2 separate regions of the Mus musculus genome follow, and region 2 is linked to region 1. A link is a loop called in an ENCODE intact Hi-C map of the cell type or tissue named here. Cell type or tissue: gastrocnemius. All regions are shown on one strand. Links, peaks and the distances in the headings refer to the core of each region. The heading gives the core; the rest is flanking DNA.

Region 1 (8,544 bases), core at 118-8,117:
ATTAAAATAATGTAATAATAATAATAAACAACCTTTCTCATACTGAAAAATGGAAAGCCAATCAAAATCATGTTTGATACAGAACTTTGGCCGTGTCATCCAGATTTAGGGGAAACATTGAGCTCTTCTGCATTTGTGTTTTCCTAGCAAGATTCAGACCTAGAATTATGTCTGTATTGAGAGACTAAGCAACCGTCCAAACACCTAACACGGTTGGGGTTTTCTCTGTACGAGAGGGAATATATAAACACAGCGTGGGAGGTCATAAAGAATTCCCTTGAGGTTTAATTGAAAATGAAGGTGTCAAGAGAGATTCTCTCCTCTCTTCTCTTCTCTTCTCTTCTCTTCTCTTCTCTTCTCTTCTCTTCTCTTCTCTTCTCTTCTCTTCTCTTTCCCCTCCCCTCCCCTCCCCTCCCCTCCCCTCCTCTTCTCTTCCCTTCTCTTCCACCTTCCACCCTCTCTTAAAGTATCAGTGTGTTTGTATATGCGCTATAAAGACACTGAGTCAGGGAAAACAAGAAACACAGAGAAAAATGTATAGTGTAGGGGATTTTTTTAAATTGGTGGATATGGTTGAAGAGTATATGAGAGTTATCTTGCTAGTACACATTTTCTGTACACTTGGAAAAAATCCATCTGAAAAATTAAGACTAATAAATGTCTGCCTCTTGCCTTTGGAGACGAACAGTGTGGTTGCGGATGATGCTCTGGAACTAACCACATGTGCTTCCTGCTGGACCCAGAAAGGTGACCATACCCTGCTTGTCTGTTGTCTTTCTGTTGCCTTCTCCACAAGGCTGACCTGAAATACAGCAAGTGCACCAAACCCCTGTCCAGGGCTCCTGGTGTGCAGCATGTGTTCTGTCCACTTCCATCTCACGCTCCTTTCTAATCCCCAGCACTCCTGTGGTAGGCTAAATAATGGCCATCATCAGAGCAGGTCCACATCCTCTCTCCCAGAACCTGCTGAACATTACCTTATATACCAGAAACCTGTAGTTATGATTAAGGCTTTGGAGGCAAAAGATTATTGTGGGCTATCTGGGTGTGCCTGGTTTGGTGGTTGGGCACTTATGGGAGGAAAGCAGGAGGTCAGAATGAGAAAGCAATGTGATGACTGAATCAGAGACTGGCATGATGTGCTTTGAGAATGAAGGAAGGGGCCATCAGCCAGGTGGCAACTTCAGCCAGATGAGATGTTGAAAAACGGCAAGGGAATCAGAGTCTCTTGAGGATTACCCACCAACACTGGATTGCAGGCCAGTAAAACTTTTATTTAATCTTAGAGTCAAGTACATGATATGAGTGCAGAATGGAAAATCAGCCAAGTTGGTCCAAGATCCTGGCTTTCTTGGGTATCCATTGTAACGAATGAACAAAGAGTCATGAGTGTCAAAGCATGAGTGTCAAGGCCATGATAGCAGGGTGAAACGCCAGGCACACTGAGAATGTTCTGTGAATTTCAGTTCCTATGGTATATCTGGAGATACTGCTAAAAATACGGTTTCGTTTGCTGCTCTTTAATTCTGCAGATGCCACATAACTTTTTTTAAATTGATATATCAAGAGCTCTTTAAAGACCTCAACCTTAAACATCCCACGCTCCCCATAGCATGCAGCAGGGTACAGAAGATGCACCGGTCCTCCTAAGTGCTTTCCAAAGACTTCCCTCACCAGCTACCTGCAGCAAACAACCGGAAGCTGAGGGCACCTAGATAACTCAGTACATCATAGACACTGCCTCAGAGAGTGGACCTCTGGGGAGCTCTGAATGCTTATGTGGGGAACACTTCTTACCACAGAACCCCAACCTTCAAAAATTAAAACCCACAAACATCGCAAATGCCGTAATACTAAAACAAGTATCTTTCTAGTCTCCACTGGCCAGTGACTACTAGACCTGTTTTCTCTAACACAAAATGACTTCCCACACTTCAAATTCTTTAACAACCTCCGGAGACATTTTCAAATGTTGACATCCTAAGGATTAGCTCAGAAAGAAGAAAAAGTCATGCACTTTATGCACAACAAAAATCCAAACTGAAGTCTGAATTATAGAGCAAAGTTCTTATAATTGCTTGATCCTGCCCTGTACAAGGTCTGCCCTATACAAAGAAGGTGGCTTCCTTGCAAATATTTGCATGGCTATTAAGCCTGAGGTCACCTGGAGCCCAGGGCCATGATGAAATTTTAAACTGCAGAGTCACACAGTAATAGCATTGTTTATGAAGGGGACTGACAGTCTCATACTAGAATGTGTATTCTGCATTTTCCATCTCGTTTCTTCCCGACAGTTCCATGAGCTTTGTGTTCTTTTCTTCATTTTAAAAACCAGATCTCCGAAGCGGAGATATAAGGAATCTGGCCCTGACTGTGGGACTGTAGCCTTCACACATAACACACACCCTATGACGGCGATTCATATAACATCATTTTTTTCCAGTCAATGATAGCTGATGTGGCCTCAGATGGGACTAGGCCACTGGATAAAGATGTGAAGTAGTGGAGCCAGTACTGGCTGAGATTTTTGACAGCTGCTGTAGACTCACTGCCTGAGGGGGGAGGGGAGGAGCAAGTATGCATTGGAAGGTGCTGAGAGCAAGGAACTGAAGGCAGAATTGGGTACAATCTGTTCTCTTCCTGCCCCAGCAACCCTGCTCTCCCCACCCCCACTCTCCCTACACCAGTCACCTCACCACCCTATTCCCTTCCCCACCCCCTTTCCCACCCAGTTCCCTCCCTCCATTCACCTCCAGTATCTATTTGATGCCATTTCTGAGTGAGATTCAAGCATCTTCCCTGTGAGACTGGGAGGAGAGCCGGGAGGGGACTTTGATCGGGATGTAAAGTGAGTAAATAAAGGGGGCATCATGCAGCTACATCTGAAAACGATGGCCAATCGTGTCACCAGTTTGGCCCAATAACACCAGTCTCTGCCTTGAACAATATTAGCTCTGTGGTACCATCTTCCCATGGCAACCTGAATGTACCCCTGAATATCTATCAGCCCTATTTTTCAAGCTAGATGAATTTCCTATAGCTATTATAACAAATGATCATAAATTTAGTGCTCCATACAACACAAATTTACCATCTTCTGGTGCTGGAGATCAGATGTTCCAAAATTGATCTGGTCAACTGGGGGTCTGACCTAGTCTAAGGAGCAGAAGGGTAAGGAGCCAACCATCTTTGGTAGCAGCAAAAGAGGCAGCAGTATTAGTCTGCCTACCATAAAAAGGAGAAGCTTTGTGGGAAGCTGTCCCTAGCACCTAGCACCTAGCACCTAGCACCTAGCACCTAGCACCTAGCACCTAGCACCTAGCACCTAGCACTGTGTTCTGTAAAAGCTTAGGTATATAGGCTTTGCAGCCAGGAAGACTTGAGATTCAGTTTCCAGCTCCGGCATTTACCACTGTCTTGGAGGTGATACTTAGCTACTTAGTTTCTCTGAGTTTGAGTGCCCTCTTGTGGCAAGAGTATAGTATGGCTATCTTTGTTCTGTGAGACAGTGCATCCAAGTACAATCAGAGGCAGTCCATGCAAAGTGCCTAGTAAATACCTAATATATCATCACTGTCATGCTCATGTTGTTTTAGCAAGTTTTATGAACTTAATGAAGGCCATGCTATGCCAAAAGGCTCTTAGGCAGAATGGCTCCCTGCTGGACCTTGGTGGATGTCAGATGAGCCTTCTCTCTAAGACAGCAGGTCAGGTGGTAGAGAGGCTGTTGACCAAGCTCAGCACAAGCTCAGACTCTCTCAGGTCAGCAGTTATCAGGCCTGTGCTCATCCCTTGTTGGCTGTCTCTACTCAGCCAGTTCCTGGCTCTGGTCCCACTGATTTCTCAATGACTGGTGCCTCCAGGTTAGGACCCTCCTCTTACTTACCTAATGCTGCCAAGGTGTTTGCACAATCAGTGGAAATGGCAAAGCCAGGATAAGAGGATAACTTGCTGAAAATTGATTTTCCATACACAGAACATCAGCTTACACATGGCCCTTTGAATTGAAGTTGCCAAATGTTTCTTACGGAAGTCTTACGGGATTAAATAATCACACCTGGGAAACCAGTCATCCATCACTTCTTACAGATGGCTGTGTCTGGGAGTCAGACTCGCTGTCTCTGGAGCAGGAGAGAGAGAGGCTTGCTTTCCTGGCTTTAAATATAATAGAGATGTTTTGAGAACACTGAGACCCAGCCTAGAATTTTTCAACTATTTCTCTTGCATCTACGAAAACAGGGTTTTAACTAGCATCTCAAAGTGGCACATTCTCTTCTAACGTCCAACTTGATGGTGCAGTACAACCACACAGAGTAATCCTGCCACCTTAGAGAAGCACATGGCCAGGAGATGCAAATGACATATTCACAGTGCTGAGTACAGAGTAAGGAGCTGTGGACAGACCGGCTGGATCAATGAGCTTTAGCTTCAAGTGACAGACCCTGTTCCAAAGAATAGGGTAGAAGAGGAAGTGAGGAAGACTTCTAACATCAACTTAGGTCGCTACATAAATGTTCACATATGTGCACCATAACATATGAACATGTAAACACTATACAAATAAAAAGAAAGAGGGAAAAGAACTGAGGTTCAAGAGTAGGGTCAGTGTATGCAGGGAAGACATATTTAAACAATGTCATCTTGCAATTAAATTAAAATTCTTAAATTCTTGTCATTATTAATGAGTTTTTTCCCACCAAGTTTGACTCAATAGCTCACTACCCTTTGATCTATCATTTTGCAAAGAAGGTTGTAGCTGGCATTCCCTCCCACGGAGACTTCTTGAAGTTAGCGCTTCCCCCACTATCCACTCAGAATTAGCTCATGTGCTAGGTGTTACACTGGATTCTGATTGTTCAGAAAAAAGAGACTCTGTACAGCAATGTGTGGCAGAGAACAGGTGGGCTATCTAATTTATGCTTGTAGCACAGCAGAGCATCTTCGTGTGCAAGCACAAGTTTCTGTGCCTTTGTTTACCTCGTTCTTATCATAAGAAATTCCTTCTCCACAATATCTTGGTGGTAAACTATCTCATTCTTTCAGACTTAGACAAGGTCTTTCCCAGAATGTTTCACAAATATTATGAGGGCAGCATGGATTTACACTTCAGTGGTAGAGCACTTCTCTACCCTGCGTTAGAATCTCAGTATAGCAAACAAGGGGGGAAAAACCCTATTCTTCCTCCATGTTCCTACAATATCCCACACCTGACTCCCACAGATCTGAAGTTTACTTGTTTCCTAAATTGGAACACAGCATTGTACATGCTGTGCTTGCTCATCATCACCATCTCTGTAGAGTGTGTTTGTACAGAATGGTGGGTATCAGCAAGCCTCAATCTTTCCCTTTCAGGGGTACAGCCATGCTTCTTATGAGGAATGAACAGCAAGCTAAGAAAGCACAGGACTGGCTTCTGCAGTGCAATTTCAGGCAAAGAAGCAGAAGCCCTTCCAACAAGACTGGGAGCTATGCTAAGTCAGCACCCACTTTATCTCAGGACACCCTAAAGCTCTAGGATATGTGATGAATGAAAACGACCCTACGACCAAAACTGGGGTAGAGGGAGGGTAGACAAAGATGACAGAGAGGATGACAGCAGATAGAGGATAACAGAGACACTTGAGACTGAAGGAAGCTGTGGGTAGGATGAGGGAAGCTACCAAGAGACACCCAGGACATCCGTGAGCACAAAGGACAATGGCTTCATATTCCCCAAGATCTAAGCAGAGCAGAAGACCAACTGGCAACTCCCTACAGTGTGGGATCTTCCTTAAACAAGAGGCAAAGGCTGCCCTTCCTGTCCCTCTGGGGTGCACGAGGGTGCTGTGCATCATGGTGACTGCACTGGTCTGGTTTTAGAAGCAGGGATATTTGGAATAGAGCCTTGTTCTATCACTTCTCATGTCTGATGCTTTGGATAAGATTTTAAATCGCTCTCAAATTTACCTAGAGCAAAACAAAACTGAAGGAACAAAACCTAGGCACCTCCACAATCATTACCTAGTCATTAATTCAGATCCAAATACCAAACCAAGCTCTGAGAGAAGATGAAGATGGCTCCTCCCCTTAAGCTGATTGAGATCTGGTGGGAAAGTCAGTGTTTGCATCAATGGTCAATCTGGGAAGTAAAAAGCAAATACTGGGAGATTCCTGGGCTCCAGCTCCTGCAGGTCAATGCATAGTGAGAAACACAGCAATGCTGCGATGCAGATTGTCTTCTACCTTTGAAAGGGACGGGAGAAGTCAGTCCTGCTGTATGATATATATGGAATTTAGGTTCTCTGAGCTTAAATCTGATTAGTTTAAGGTCGATTAGCTTCATTAAGCACAGCAGGTCTCAGGTCTAGAACAGACCCAAGACCTTTGACTCTGGACAAGCCCTTTTTCCTCTAACACTGGATGAAGGAAAAATGAGTCCAGCCTGCTAGTAGACATCTACTATTCTCTAGTTCTTGTTTTTTAATTGGTTATTTTATTTATTTACATTTCAAATATTATCTCCTTTCCTGGTTTCCTCTCCCCAAACCTTCTATCTCATCCCCCATCACCCCTGCTTCAATGAGGATGCCCCACCCACGCACTCCTGCCTCACTGTCCTAGTATTCCCCTACACTGGGGCATCTAGCCTTCACAGGACCCAGGGGCTACCCTCCCACTGATGCTAGATAAGGCAATCCTTTGGTACACATGCAGCTAGAGCCGTGGGTCCCTCCTCACCTACCCTTTGGTTGGTGGTTTAGTCCCTGGGAGCTCTGGGGAGTCAGTCTGGTTGGTTGATATTGTTCTTCCTATGGGGTTGCAAACCCCTTCAGCTTCTTTGGTCCTTCCCCTAACTCCTCCACTGGGGTCCCCCTGTTTAGTCCAAAGGTTGGCTGCAAGCATCTGCAACTGTATTGGTCAGGCTCTGGCAGTGCCTCTCAGGACACAGCTATATCAGGCTCCTGTCATCGAGCACTTCTTGGCATCACCAATAGTGTCTGGGTTTGGTGTCTGCATATGATCCCATGTGGGACAGTCTCTGGATGGCTTTTCCTTCGGTCTCTGCTCCATTCTTTGTCCCTGTATTTTTAGACAGGAGCAATTCTGGATTAATATTTTTTAGATGGGTGGGTGGCCCCTTTCCTCATCCAGGGACCATGCCTAACCTCTGGATATGTTCTCTACAGGTTCTCTCTCCCAGCTAATGCCATTCCTGCTGGGTTCTGGGAGCCTGTTGCTTTTCTGGAATCTGGAACTTTCTGATGGCTATCCTCAGTTCCCCATTCCCCACTGCTACACACCTCTTTTCAATTTCCTGACCCTCTGTAAATGTACCCCCCTCTCTTCCCACACCTGATTCTGCCCCCATTTCCCTCCCCCTTCTCTCCTTCCCAAGTCCCTCCCTTCCTCTACCTCCAGTGATTATTTTGTTCCCCCTTCTAAGTAGGCGATCTCTATTTCTATCTGTCTTTGTCCATCTTTCCCTTCCTCTTTTCCTCTTTTCGATTCACTGCCAGCAAGTTATCGTGGGATTAAAAATACATAAAGTACAAGACTCAAATAATTATTTTCTTACTGTTTTCAGGGTTGATGGAAGGGTTCAACATCTCTTTCTGACCAGCAGAGGGTGGCCTTGGACAGAGTCAGCATCCCAACCCCTCCAACTCAGCAGCTGCACTTTTAAACAAGAGGAATTAAAAGATACCACAACTAAAGGGCCTTTCCCCAATCATCCACCAGAATTGGCACTACCTACCTTGCTTCTTGGAGGGCTGTTTATAATGTAGCCACTCTTCAGTTGTGAGTAATGGATGAGAGCTGATGTTTCACGTGTTGATGGTTCCCTATTCATCTGTTTGATAGTTTCCTTTATCTTACCTTGGAGTCCTTCCTCCTCTCTTCTCCAGCAGTCAATCTCCTCTTATGTCTATTCAGTAGAATGTTCCTTTCAGACATTTGCAAGTCCACTTGCTTTTTATCTTTCTAGTTCTTATGCTTAACTCCCCATCTCTTCAATTGGAATGTCCATTTTCCCCCCTTTAAACTGGTAAAGATATTTATATTCATTTTTAACTCCTTGCCTTTACTCCAGCTGATATATCTTTCTTGAGATGATTTCTATCGACAAATTTGCTTCCTGACTGGGTTTTTCCAGGTTGAATAATTTTTATAATATGCCAGACATATGATTTTTTTTTCCTTTGAAAAGTGTGGGCTTTTGTTTTGGTTAGAGAGATTAGTTACTAGATCAAATGAAGCTTGTTGGGCTTGGCTATGAGTGTTGTTAACACGCATCAAAGTTATCTTCATTTCAAGGCATAACCCCTAATCTGAAAATGTGCCTTCTATAATGTCATAGCCCATTCTCAGCATTTGCAGGGAGACGATGTCTCTCTTAGTGTTTGTAACTCCAACTTTTCCAAGCACTCTGAGATCTCTGGAACAGCTTCAGTCTGCTCTCAGCTCCCTGTGAGCTCTTGTGGGATCTTGCCCCACAACCGGTAAGCTATTTATGTAGTAAGTGTGCATGTAGTATCCAGCCTCTTTTGAGAATCTGAAGTTCCT
Region 2 (8,544 bases), core at 441-8,440, 420 kb before region 1:
ATGCCTTGGATGCTGGTTTGCCTGATTCCATTTCATCTTCCTCACTTATCCAATTTTATTGGGTAGCACATGGGATACTGGTCTTCATTATGACATTGTCATATATACATGGCTGCACTATCTACAAGGCCTACAGAAATTACTAGATTTTTAAGCCCAAGACTTAAATCTTCAGTTTCTTTCTGGCAATTGGATGATTATCAAACTCTGTCCTTTAATGGAGTTGTGTGCGATGTTCTTTTTGTCTCCCTTTTTCCTTTCAGGGTGTTCAGATTTCAGGACTTGGAACTTTCACTTTCTCAAGGCAGCAGCTTGAGGTGGGAAACAAGAAGTTTGTTCTAGTGCAGAGGCCGGTGTTTATCATGGCAGAGAAGTTAGTGCAGACCCACGGACTCAAACAAAACAAAGTATTTTCTCCTGGTAAATCATTTTAACAGTTGAGATTTTCCCAGAAACTTATTGGCTTGCTGAGACAAATGGAAAGGGTAAAAATTGGTAGGTGCTGTATTAGTTTCCGGTTTGAGAGACTTGTGCTTCACTGTGTGTGTGTGTGTGTATGTATGTGTATGTATGTGTGTGTATGTGTATTGTGCCACAGGATGCATGTAGGGGTCAGACAATAACCTATGGGAATCATAGCTTTCTTGCCATGTAGGTCCTAGGGTTTGAATTCAGGTCCTCAGGGCTTGGTGGCACATGTTCTTATCCTATGAGTCATCCTACCAGCTGGGGGAGTCCATTTTTAGATACTAATAAGAGGCATGGGAAGAGAAAGTTCATTTAAAAGCTATGCAACAGGGTTCTACCAGCTTATACTCATGTTTCAGATTCTAAGAAATTAAAAGTGGGTAAAAAGAAGAGAAATCTAATTTAGGTTCTTTGGGTAATGAGAGGAAAAAAACCTTGTTTAGCTAGCTGTGAGGAAAAAATGTCTCTCTCATGTATATAGTTAAATTATTAAAAGTTAGAATTTAATAAAGCTGCACGTAATCCATATTAACGGATAGGTTTTTTATACCCTAAAACAGTCCTTCCATATTTCCTTTCTTCCTTTCCTTCAATTTCCTTTTTCTTCCACACATTTTTATTGAGGGCTCTCATGCTACAGTGGTAAATAAACCAAACTGAACCTTGCTGTATTTATAGACTTACATCCCATCTCAATGCATAGCTTTCACCAATCCTGCTGCACTGGTTGTCCACTGTGGAGGGCTCAGCTCCCAAGGTCTGTGCTCCTCCTTATGTTCCTCAGTTTTCAGTTGCACCCCATTCAGGTATGGCTAAAGAGAAATGGTCTATCCTAGGCAGCAGCAAGAGAAAAACTATACCTTTCCTCTAAGTTAACTTTCCAGAAAATCCATTTCTTCTAAAAAGGATAAAGTAAGTCAGGTGTTCAGGTACAGTGGTTCATCCTGTAATCCCAGCTCTTGTCAGCCTGAGGCAGGAGGATTGCCACAAATCCGAGGCCACTCTGAGCTGGACAAATAGAGTAAAGCTCTGTCTCAAAAAACCAAAGCTACCAAACAAGCAAACAAAAGATACGCTGGAAAAACAAATGCCAACAAACTGTGCTGAAAATTTACTCTGCATATATTCAGTATGGTGGGTTTGAAGAAAAGTCAGCCAGCCATTCACCTAAAATTTTATGTCTTATCAAAAACACTATGAAAGGAAATAGAGATAAAGTGGATTTCTTTTAAAGAATACATTTGCTTTAGAATTGAGTTTATTCTTCACTTTGGATCTTGTATCATAATCTTAAAAAGTAGTTTAGATCTACAACTAATTTTTTATAGGGTATAGAATTATCACTGTCTACATCTTAGATTTGGAGTTCAAATGACTCACTACTAACTAGCTAGATTATCAAACACTGTAGAGCAGTTTTCAGTAATCAGTAAGATGTGGCTCTTACTCTGAAACTCTTAGGATGACGGGGTGCAAAACAGCAGCCTTGGTCCAGGAACTCGATCAGATATGATGCATAGGGAAACATGCCTGTCTCCATTCAGGGAGGCTTTGTCAAATAGAGAAACTGTGGGACAATATCTCAGGAATTGTAAGGACACACCAAGACTTCCAAACAGAGTGAACTCCATTGGGAACAGTCTGGGCATGGCTGTTTACTATAGCAAACTGGGGGGGGGGGCATAATTATGACAACAATAATAGGTAAAGCTCACTCGTGTGATAAGGGTGTTAGGATTCATCCCATGGGAACTGCTGACAGGCTTGGGCAGTACATTTTGGTACCAATCCAGTTTTAGCTTTGGTAGAGCCTTTTGTGTTACTGCAAGTTGATGAAATAAGACAGAGGCAGAGGCAGAGGCAGAGTCAGCATGGAAGGAATAGGAAAGAGTTCAGGTGGGAGCTGATGGGACTAGGTGAGAATGGGGAAAGCTATGTAGTCACTCAGACTTCTTGCTTGGAGAACAGTGAGTGATCATCTTGATGGTAATATAACAAGCTCGTTTTGAAACTTGTTGGCATCCTGCCATTCTCGTAGGGATTGTTTAGGCAGAGGTGATCCCAGGCCTTAGAAGAGCCCCAGAGAACACAGCTCTTGGAGTGAGTTTACCTAGCAGAGGAAATAAAGAAGCAGACAAGGATGGAATCCTGTGGAAAAATCAGCCCTCCCAAATCAATAAATACACGAACATCAAAACTTTAGCCCAAGCCCCTCAGTCTAAGGAGTAAAGGAAGAGGGAAACCAGCAAGTAGACTAAGGAGGAAGTTGGAGAACCATGGCACAGGTATAAGAGAGAAGCGGTCATGATCAGCAGGTCCCTGATAGGTCGGAAAAGGAAAGATTGGCAAGTGTCCCACTGGCTCATCCACCATGAGAGAAAGGGTCTTTCCTGACATAAGTGGGCTGGAAGACTCTATGCAGAGATGCAATGGGCTACGGGAAAGCAGCAAGCAGACCTTCTGTTTTAAGAGATGTACATTAAAGAGAAGCAGAGAGAGATGTTAGAGGACCATTGCTCACTGGGAAGGAGACTGGGCTGATGTAGTGAAGGCCACATTTGATAGGACTGCTGCTAATTCTTAGCATTCAGCAGTAAGCGAGCACTTGAAAGAGTAATTCGTGTTAGGAGACTTCTTGGAGCATGCTCCTTGCACCTCTGCCAGTGGCCCTTATCTGTCACGGTCTTCTCCAGCCTCTTTGCTGTTGACTTTTCTCTGACCTTGTACAGCTCCTACACCAGTTCTAGTCAAACAGGTCCTCACTTCCTTTCACGGACGATGCAATCTTGTCACTTATGAGCTCCTTGGAAAGGAGAGCTTCCTGCATTTCGGCTCCTTTGATACCTTTGTGTAAGACTTAGTTTCATGAAAGATAACTTCCAGTGAGGATGGCTATCTTTTCAAATATTTACAATTTCAAAAATTTACACTGCTGCAGAGTGTTCTGAAAGACTAGGGAGCTGAAAACCTCAGAAAACTGAGACTAGAATAAAGGCAGTTCAGCACTGCTCTGTTCCCTAGAGAAAACAAAATCCTTGTTAGATGATTTAGATAATTATTTTTATTATGAGCAAAATATATTATACTTTTAGGTGAAATTGCGCATGTATCAATGACCATTATATTCATTTTCTGCAACAATATTACAAGTATAAGGGGAAAATTTGGATAATTCTGTTCTTTTAATATCGATCAGGTAATTATTTAAAAGTGTCTTTATTGTAATCTTTACTATGTATCTTAGTAAAATCACCTTTCTCCCACTCTTTTTCTTCTCTAGGTGATATTCCAGTTGTTCCACTTAATTTTGTCATGATATCCCTGGAGGGTCCATTTAACAGGGATACAATAGAAGGGTGTGTTAAGGAGACACTACTTTTTTTATCGAGATCCATTTCCGTCAAACAAAAAGTGGAGTTCACATTCAAAGGAATTGGGGTCCTTTCGATCAGAGACAGCAAAGTGAAGATGAGATTTTATAAGGACTTCCTCTGTTCGATGGATGGAAGTGGCATCTTGACTAAAGCCCTTGCGAATGTAAATTGTTTTCTTTTTCTAACTCTCCTGGTTTCATGTCTATTGCTGTGGCAAGGCAGCCTGACAAAAAGGGTTTAGATTAGCTCACAGTTCCAGGTTACAATTCAGCATAGCAGGCATGTAAGGTGGCAGGCAGGAACTTGAAACAGTTAATAGGACCACACTCAGAGTCTGCACTCTTGGGGAGTCTGGGAACCAAAACTCGGGGGTGGTGCTCCCCACTTTCATATCAACAGAACCAATTGAGATTGTATAATAAATTGTATAATTGAGTGGTTCTGACTGAACATGCTGCCATTAAGAAAGTCTATTTGGTAGTAACAGTAAAAAACAAAAAGAAAAAAAGTCTGGAACAGGTATGGCATCTCACGCCTTTAAACCTAGCACTTGTGAGGCAGGCAGATCTCTGAGTTCGAGGCCAGCCTGGTCTACATACTGAGTTCCAGGACAGCCAGAACACCCTGTCTCAAACCACGCTCTCTGCCTCCCAAAATACCATTAAAAAAAAAAAAAAAAAGGGAAAGCTTGTGTTGATGTATTTTAAGTGACAGTTTTCGTGTGTGGAAATGCATGCTATAAATGGTCAGTTCCTTGACACCCAAATTTTGAATCAGTGCTAGCCAAAGAATGGTAAAAGAAATAGAAACTCATAGATCCGGACATTTTATATTGCCTCATTTCTGACAAAGCTCTCCTGCATGAATCATTAATTTAATCTGAACATACTACAAAAGCAGCGTCGATTGTCACCCTATTTTTCATGCAGAATGTGGAGGTGCAGAGAGGTCCACTGTGAAGCCTAAGCGAGTCCGATAAAGCTAGCACAGGAATTCAAGCCTAGGGTCTCTCAGCACTCAGGTTTTGCAGCTTGTACTATTTCATCTTAAGAAAGTTTACCACAAAATATAATTTAAGGCATGCAAACATACTTTGAAGGTTTTTTCACTGTATTATTATTATTATTATTATTATTATTATTATTATTATTATTATTATTATTATGTGCTTTGTGCATGTGTGTTTAATTGCCATAGAGTCCAGAAGAGGGCGCCAGATCCCCTGAGAATGGAATTGAGAGCGTTGTGAGCGCCTGTAGTGGGGAATCCAACCAAGGTCCTCTGGAAGAATAGCTGGTGCTCTTACCTGCTGAGCCATCTCCTTAGATGCACAATGTTTAGCTTTTAGTTTACAGTGCCATAAAATAAATTTCACGGGTGTCACCATCACTGTTAACCATTAAGGAGCTGGCATGATGTCCGTGCTAAGTTAGAAGCACAGAATTTAAAGAGGCAAAGAAATAATCAGGAACACTTATCCAGTGATCAACGTGCCTTTTGTACACCTCTAGGCACTAATAAAAATGACAAGAATTAATTGAATCATCACAAAAATCCCATAGAGTGGAAGCTTGATTTAGGCTGGCCCAGCGGTCCATTTCTCCCCTCATGGTCCTGCGCAGTGGCGGTTGGAGAGGTGGGGCCCTGTATAAGGAGGCTCCTGGGAGTTTTCCACACAATGTTATTTTATGCAGGATTTCTAAGACGGATGCTGACCCAGTGTGTGGAAAAAGGAAGCTGTAAGAACACAAGGCAGACTCTGAATTTACAAGAAGGGCCCAAGCACCTGACTGGCTTCTTTCTAACTCTAGAGGACTCTGCTGAATTTTAAACACTATTTAAAAAGGAACTGATGTTTTATTTGGCACACTGAACTCCGAAGTGTAACATTTAAACTCTGTAAAAGAACCAGCCTTAAGACTATATTGTATGACAAAGAGTTTGGTCAATGAAGGTGTTCCGCTGTATCCCTCCCGTCAGGTTCAAGAGGCACCATGCACACAGTGTTCCGGAGCTGAGAAGTCAGGCTGCTGCTTGACAGTGTGGATGAGTCTCTCCCCGGAGCTCTGGCTTAATCAGAACTTAACATCTCCTGTACTCCGCAAACACCGGGAAACATGCCGCGGAGTGGTAGTTTCACCACCAGATGTCCTATAATTCAAACCTCAGTATGGACCCATAAAATAGTCCTCTGGGAATGGGAAACTTTATGTGCATATTTAGGTGATTAAAAAAAATCACCTCTTTTTGAATTTTCTTTAAAGTCCTTTGTAGGCTATAGCACACATTCAGAAATAATTGTACACATTGATCCACGGTAATAATGTGGTTATTATATAAAGTGATGACTACAATAACTTTTGGTTGTGTGCTCTCGAACACAGGTCCACGGAGTACCTCATTAAAATCCTGCAAGGCCGCTCTGAACGTAGAGCCTGAGGAGACAAAGCAGCAAGCAGCCATTTATTAACTGCCTATATTTAGGGTCCTGTGGGCCAACAGTGGAATCAGAGCTGTACTCTTCTGATAGTTTCTAGACATTTGCTCACTTTCCAAAGTGGTCTAAAAGAAGGGTCAACTCTTAGGGAAATTTTCAGAAAGTGTAGATGCCTTGGGAGAAGGCAGCATTTGTAGAACTGATTTTCAGCTTCCCAGGTGAACTTTGATGAGGGAGGTCACTCCTGCTGTACACTGAACACTGAATAAATACCACCCCACTGGTAGCATTGTCTTGGAGGCATCCTGCAGTGTTTTGGTGTGTCCAGGGTCACAGCTGAGGCATAACCTCTGTCTCTGCCCCCAGAGGCCTGGCACCATGGACTCGGTGCTGTCTAGCAGAGAGTCCTACAGAAAGCGTCCCAACAGTGCGATGGCCTTTCCAAGGTGAGTGTGTTGCTCTACGGGTTAATCCTGGCACCAGTTCTCCTTGCTTATTGGGCTGTATTTGTTTCCCAAACTAATTTCTGCTCTTCTCTCCCCTTTGCTGCCTCCATCTCTGCTTCTCTCACTCCCTTCCATCTCTCCCTTTACCATCTCTGTATAAGCACCAACCAGGAGTTTATTGCATATATTTTCTATGGTTAAGTTTTAGAAAGATGAACCCAAAAGATTCTGACCCTACTTGTCGTTCATCTTAGTTCTTGCAATATTAGTAAAACTATCACTTGGTAGGTTTCCTCTATTTTCTTCCACTTCCTCCACTGATGCCTTTTTTCTTTCAGCTCCCAGCAAACGTCCTGTCTAAGCACTGACTATTATGACCAAGCACACTGTATCCTCAAGAGGATGGTGGATATTCTTGGGGGCTGCTGATAGCAGTGATAATCGTAACAATAGCATTAGTAGCTGCTCTTTGGAGCAGATGTTAAACAGTTAGGAACTTTCTCAGTAGTATTACAGTCACTCTTCATTATAATTGTATAATGTACATTTTGCAATTTCCCCCATTTTATAGAGCTATAAATTAGTTTTTTTTTTTTTTATTTTAAGCAAACGAAATAAAATAGTGTTAGTAAGAAGACAGAAAGAAGAGCCCTGGAGGCTTACGCTTTGTTTCCTGTTTGGCTCTTACCCACACACTGTCACTGTGTGTTCTGACATTATTTATTCATTTATTTGTTTTGAGGTAGGGTTTTATTGTGTAGCCCTAACTGGCCTAGAACTCACTTTGTAGACCTGGCAGGCCTGGAACTCAGAGATATCCAACCACCTCTGCCTCCAGAGTACTGGGGTTAACGGCATGCACCACTGCTGCCCAGTGTGCTCTGACTTTCTTAACCTCTTAAAAATATTTATTTTCGTTATTTTTAATTGCATGTGTTTAATGCACATGAGTGTGGATGCGCTTGGAGGCCAGAGGTGTGTGTCAGGTTCTCCAAGGGTTGGAGTTACATATGGTTGGGAGCTGCCTGACGTGGGTGCTGGGAATTGAGCTTGGGTCCTCTGGAAGAGCAGTTTGAGATCTTAGCCACCAAGTCACCTCTCCAGCCCTGTGCTCCTAATCTCGATTGCCATGCCATTGACTGGCATTCAGGTCAGGTGAAGGAAACTTGGGTAGTAACAGCCACCTTCATAGAGTAATGTTTTTCTCAAATATTTTATGTATCTGATCTCCTATTGTGCTTAGGTTTGGAACCCCCCCCCCCGACCCCCCCCCCCCCCCCCCCGCAGAAAAGCTGGTTGACACGTACTCAGAAGAATCAGAGTGAACTCAGAGATCCGATAGTCAACCTTTGTATCTAGTAGCTGAAATGCCCACAGAGCTGGTGAATGTCCAGGCTAGAAAGAAATGGTTACTTTGCTCCTTAAAATTAAACCAATGAGCAGGGCGTGGTGGTGCATACCTTTAATCCCAGCACTTGGGGAGGCAGAGGCAGACGGATTTCTGAGTTCGAGGCCAGCCTGGTCTACAGAGTGAGTTCCAGGACAGCCAGGGCTACACAGAGAAACCCTGTCTCAAAAACCAAAACCAAACCAAACCAAACCAAAACCAAAACCAAAACCAAAACCAAAAACACCGCAATGGATTCAAAATCATTTTGATTTCATTGTTTGGGAAGATATATTTATCTGTCCTCTGTCTTTCATTGGTTAATTAGTCTGTTTATTTATACATGTGTGGACACGGGCATGCCACTGTGCAATGCATGCAGGCCAGAGGACAACTTACAGGAGTTGGTTCTTTTCACCCCCATGTGAGCTC

What was found. A loop is a pair of places that touch in the nucleus more often than their neighbours do. Peaks named below come from ENCODE experiments on the same cell type or tissue, not always from the same donor. Only the 100,000 strongest peaks of a DNase experiment are listed, where the experiment ranks them.
Region 2: it touches region 1 in a loop (4-fold over the local background); 11 of 42 quality-filtered maps call a loop at or near these places.

Annotation. Positions count from the first base shown.
Region 1 is chr7:89,472,719-89,481,262 of GRCm38, reverse strand. No RefSeq gene overlaps it. Among named protein-coding and RNA genes, the nearest start is that of Prss23, 41 kb to the left of the region's middle. In gastrocnemius, for the core only: CTCF peaks have their summits at 3,468 (motif pointing left) and 7,589 (motif pointing right); DNase peaks (open chromatin) are centred at 3,468, 3,788 and 7,616.
Region 2 is chr7:89,888,573-89,897,116 of GRCm38, reverse strand. It overlaps Ccdc81 (coiled-coil domain containing 81), which reads left to right. Exons shown (of 15, transcript NM_001162979.1): 3 at 264-420; 4 at 3,749-4,005; 5 at 6,646-6,725. Among named protein-coding and RNA genes, the nearest start is that of Ccdc81, 11 kb to the left of the region's middle. In gastrocnemius, for the core only: a CTCF peak has its summit at 5,048 (motif pointing right); a DNase peak (open chromatin) is centred at 5,053.